Regions from separate parts of the Homo sapiens genome. Here region 2 is linked to region 1. Evidence: chromatin contacts called from ENCODE Hi-C or POLR2A ChIA-PET data. All regions are on one chromosome and are shown on one strand. Each heading gives the region's core, a stretch centred on a gene start or an enhancer-like site at or near the end of the contact. The rest is flanking DNA. Distances are from core to core; before and after follow the strand shown. Region 1 has its middle 260 kb from the start of AGAP1. Region 2 holds the start of AGAP1-IT1 (AGAP1 intronic transcript 1).

Region 1 (2,533 bases), core at 13-2,512:
CCAGAGAGGCAAGGACCGCTCAGTCAGGATGTGGAGGGCGAGACTGGATCCGAGGCTAGATCTGAGGCGGGCCCGGCAGTGACAACATTGTCATCTCATGGTGACATCCAGACCGAGTTCCACTAAGGAGGGAACAGGGCATACTTTCTCTCCTGACTTTGCTGTTGCCACAGCAGCCACCCCACACTGCCTTGTGTGGCGAGAAGCTGGCTGTGGAAACCTGAAAACCGCTCTCCTGCTCCAGATCAGGGCAGCCCCACCACCCGCTCTGGCTGATTTGAGCAGAGTTGATAAAAAGAGTTCAGTGTAGAAAAGGGAGGCCAGGCAACGCCAGTGCCACCGCCACAGTCAGCACACGCAGGAGATGCAGCCCCCAGCCCGGCTGCCTGCACCCTGTAGAACCTGCTGGGCTGTGCCTCCGATATCAGAGTGCTCTAAAATATGTAGGGGGATACAGAGTCTCCCTGTACTCTCAATTCAGAAATGAGAGAGAGAGAATTGTGAAAGCGAATTGGGTGCATCTCTCTCCTATTGAGCATTCAGTGATGCCATGTTAATAGTTTTGAAATGGCCACGTCAAGAGCATTTACACCGCAGAAATTGGCAACCACTGCACCTCCTCTCCCCCACAGCTGGCTTGTTAAACATTTTCCACGACAGTGGGATGGTCCCTCCTCCAGGCCTGCTGAAATCACCCCGGTGGTCAAGTTCACCTAGACCCCTATCAGCTAATTCCTTCCCCTTCCCCGGCATCTCTTTGAGTTTAGCTTGGTCCTGCCCTTAAGTCCATAAATGACTTGCTTGCCTTCCCCTTAAGAATATAGATCAGTTAGTATTTGATTTATCATCATACCTATCCAGATCAATTTTTAAAAGAGATTCTAGTTTTCTAAATAGCTTCCAATTTGTCCATATACCACAACTACCACATTAGACACAATGAGTAGTGCTGCGGGGGTTAACAATGACAACAGAGATAAAACACTTAATATTTTAGACAGTGTTTTGAAAAACACTTTACAGTGAAAAAGGATGGTATAATAGTTTTTACAGTCCTCACAGCCCAGACAGCAGATCCATAAGTCACAAAATGTAAAAAATAGGAGGAAGAAAATACACAGATCTTTGGGATTAAGGACCATTTTATTGCTCATTAGTGCCAGATTGTGGTTTCTAGTCTGAATTACTTAACATTTAGAGCAGAAAGAAAGGAGGAACAGTTCTAAGTGGGACCATCCAAGAAGAATCTTGGCTGAGGCTCCCGCACCCACCCCAGCCCCCTACAAAATGCTTTCTTTCTTTCTCTGTATACTTGATTGTCCCATGGGAGCTGATTGCATAAGGAAGAATATTTTCCTATAATTGTCAGCAGAACATTTCATAGGTTTTTAATAGACAGTGGCCGGTTCTTTGGGGGTATTTGAGCGTTCTCACGCCTTTGAGAGAGTCCCCACCATGTTTGTCAATGCTCAAGTACAGCTAAAGATTCAGATGGCCAAGGGAAAACAGAAGTCTTCTACCCTGTGAACCACAAAGTCTGTACATTTCACAGTGGTAAAAGCCGATTGGCTACTGAATTTCCCCTTGATTACTACTGAGCACATAATTGCTATACAATTAAAATGTAATTATACTGTCAAAGAATAATTCTACAGTTACTCTAGCATAGTGATTTACAAAACTGAAAACATTTTTAAAAGAATTCTGAAAGTTCCTTTCCACATCGCATTGCTAAATCCTTTACTAATTAGTGCCTTTCTGGGCATCTCTCCAAGAGCCTCTTAGCTGCCACACTTTTAAGGTCAACTGTACAAATATTAGCTTATCATCTACTCAGGGCTTCTGAAAACATGATATTAGTTATCAGGAGTGATCTAATTATTGCTTTGTTTGGAGAATAGATAATAAATTCTTTGTACTTCTGAAACATCGCACATTCCCAGCGCTCTAAACCTTATCATAATTCCCTCGGATAAAGAATTACCAACTCTTGCTTGAGACTCTGAAGAAGGAAAAAATAGAAAGGAAGGAAGGAAAGAACGGAGAGAAAAAGAAAGAGAAAAAGAGAGAAACAGAGAAGAAAAGAGATGAAATGAAAGCAGGCTTTGCCTTCGAGGTTCCGAGGAGGGTTCCAGGGCTCCGGTGTTGTGGGAGCTTCTGTTTCTCCCCCTCTGTTTGTTCCTCTGTTGTTTCCTGGGTTCCCTTTCTCCTACCCTAGTCTTCTGTCTCCTCCTCCCATTCTTTCTTTAAGTTTCTTCCTTCCTCTCATCTTTGCCTCCTATGAACCCTCACGGAGAAAGGTTAGTCCTCCCACCAGGCTCAGCTTCAGGTCTCTGCTACAGACCTGCAATCAGATAATTTTAGAAAACTGAGTGCTGTATGTTTAGTTGTGTGTAATTGAAACTTTGCTTCACTCACAAGATCTGGTTTTGTTTGTTTTCTTGTTTACGCCAGGGGAAGTGCCATCCGACAGCCCATTTTTCTTTCTTAATGATCATTTATAAACGTTAGATATCTGCACTTTTGTGCCACA
Region 2 (2,533 bases), core at 25-2,524, 270 kb before region 1:
AACCAGCTGCCCACGAGCTCCAGGGAGAAAGACTCAGCAAGCGGCCACTCCAGCTCCCTCCAAGCTCAAGTCCTGTGAGAGACGATAATGTACACAAGACTGGAAGAAAAAGTCACCAAAACAAACCTTGCCCATACCCTGTGGGCAGACGGCTGAGGTGTCTATGCCACCTGCTCTGCCATTCACTTCCCGAGGCCCCGCCCTCATTCTCTCCCAGCTTTGCAAACCGTCAGCACAGGAAAGAGGATGAACATGGATGTGAGTGAGGAAAACAAGAGTGTGTGCTTAGCTTTCGTGTGTGGCTTTGCATCTCACTGGCCCTGCCCATACAGACCCGGCTTCCGGTGGCTCCTAACCAAGAATGTTCCCAGTGGCATCCTATTTTCAAAACAAGAAACTCTTGGACAAATAAATTCAAGTTTCTATGTAAAATTCTGAATTTTATGTCCAGAAAACCCCCCAAAAGACAATATCATAGTCATCACAGTTCAATTTTTTTTTTTTTTGAGACAAGATCTCACTCTGGCACCCAGGGTGGAGCGCAGTGATGCAATCATAGCTCACTGCAGCCTGCAACTCCTTGGCTCAAGTGATCCTCCTGCCTCAGCCACTCAAGTAGCTAGGACTAAAGGCACTTGCCACTGTGCCTAGGCTGGTCTCAAACTCCTGGCCTCAAGCAATCCTCCCACTTCGGCCTCCCGAAGCGCTGAGATTACAAGCATTAGCCACCGCACCTGGCTTCAAATTTTTTAAAATATTGAAACCCGAGCTAAATAAATAAATAAATAAAACAGGGCCGGGCACAGTGGCTCATGCCTGTAATCCCAGCACTTTGGGAGGCCAAGGCGGGTAGATCACCTGAGGTCAGGAGTTTGAGACCGGCCTGGCCAACGTGGTGAAACCCTATCTCTACTAAAAACATAAAAATTAGTTGGGTGTGGTGGTGCATGCCTGTAGTCCCCGCTACTCAGGAGGCTGAGGCAGGCGAATCACTTGAACCTGGGAGGCAAAGGCTGCAGTGAGCTGAGATCACACCACTGCACTCCAGCCTGGGCGACAGAGCAAGATTCCGTCTTAAAAAAAAAAAAAAAAAAAGAAAAGAATTTTAAAAAAAGCACTCCCCTCTCCAAGCAGGATCCATAATCAGTAGTAGACCGTCCAACAAAAGGTCTCCCAGCCTGCTCTCGGGGGCTGTCAAGGATCACTTATCATTCGGCCGCCTACCCCGCTCTTCCCAGGCTGAAGTGACTCTGTTCTGGATGCTCCAATCCTAGTACCCACTAGCCTGGAAAGCCCTCCTGACTGCTACCTGGCTTCCAGGATCTCTCCCTGGACTCCGCCCCATCTCCCAGGCCCCTCCCACACAGCCTTGTGTGGCTGCGATCTCTACCTGTATCAGTGGCTCCTGGGGGAGATCTGAAGGGCCCTGAGTGTCCCACACATCTGCCTGTTCTCCCAGCTTCAAAAACTGCGCTCTGCCCAGTGCAGAGGCTTGATAAAATCTTGTCTATTGATTCTCACATTAGCCACTTCCCCTACTAAACAAAGTGAGTATAAACTTGGTCCTCCCACCACCATCCCTCAAAATAAATATTTGCCATTGCAAAGCCACCAGAGAAATCCACACACGCACACACTGCCCTCACTCAATCCATGGCCCCGCGTGTCCTTCCTGGCTCTGGCCTTGTTTAGCACTGGCCTTTGTGGAGGGGGATGGGCAGCTCCCAGGACACAGCGCTGGAACAAAGAAAATTACTCCTTGAGTTGGCAACACTTAGCTTTTTTTCTTCTTTTGTGTCTTCAGCATAATTGCTACAAACAACAAAAACTGAATAATGCTAATACGTAACTATGAAGGCCATAACACAGTTTAGGCCAAACATACAGAGTGAATTCCCTTTCAAAGACCAACACAGATCCAGTGGGTTATCTAAAACCCAGCACAGGGATGGATTGAGGCTGCTTGGGGCTCAGCCAGAAAGAGTCCCCCAGTTGACAACTGACTTCTGCCAGGAGCCAAGGAGAGCCAAAGGGGCCCCTGTTCCAGTCCCAGAGGAACTGCGCCCTCTTCCTGGTGAGGGATTTCGCTCACACAGCTCCATGCACACAGCCGTCATTATTCAACTAACAAGGAATTAATAGCCTGCAGACAATCCAAAAGTTTAAAAACCTAATCTCTAAGTGCTGGAAATGCATTAGCCATGCAAACATTTGTTTATGAACAAACAACTGAAAGAATGAAAATCAGCAAAAGGAGACAAACGGCCATCCTGAGTGTCATAAAATGAACCTTGAAAGCACTGAAAGGTTTCCCAGATAGGGGCTGCTGGGCTGCAGGAGCGGCTTCACGAGCAGCTACGTCCAACCCACAGAGAGAAAGACACAGCCCAGCACACACCCGACAGAAATGAGGCCATATGGGCACCAAAAGGCAAGTGAGAATCTGCACAGTGGTGCTATTCATGACAGCCCCAAAACAGGCAGCCACTCAAACACTGACAGCCCCCGAAACAGGCAGCCACTCAAACACTGA

What was found. Hi-C counts contacts between places; a loop is a spot of excess contacts on that map. ChIA-PET counts read pairs that join two places held with the same protein, here RNA polymerase II (POLR2A). Pooled maps may share reads with other maps.
Region 2: a pooled map of left cardiac atrium shows a loop between it and region 1 (3-fold over the local background). The contact joins the promoter of AGAP1-IT1 here to the enhancer-like site in region 1. A Hi-C loop is called at or near these places in 1 of 168 maps with a recorded cell type or tissue (endothelial cell of umbilical vein) and 1 of 50 pooled maps. POLR2A ChIA-PET finds 5 or more read pairs at or near these places in 1 of 52 experiments (WTC11).

The regions. Positions count from the first base shown.
Region 1 is chr2:235,230,250-235,232,782 of GRCh38, reverse strand. No RefSeq gene overlaps it. Among named protein-coding and RNA genes, the nearest start is that of AGAP1, 260 kb to the left of the region's middle. Within about 2 kb of position 1,262, at least 2 of the 41 ENCODE cell types and tissues checked have a DNase peak (open chromatin) inside an H3K27ac peak, as active enhancers do.
Region 2 is chr2:235,504,492-235,507,024 of GRCh38, reverse strand. It overlaps AGAP1-IT1 (AGAP1 intronic transcript 1), which reads right to left and starts at 1,274. Exons shown (of 2, transcript NR_131900.1): 1 at 1,225-1,274; 2 at 1-72. The region is part of intron 1 of AGAP1 (ArfGAP with GTPase domain, ankyrin repeat and PH domain 1); the gene reads right to left. RefSeq lists an enhancer at 1,476-1,982.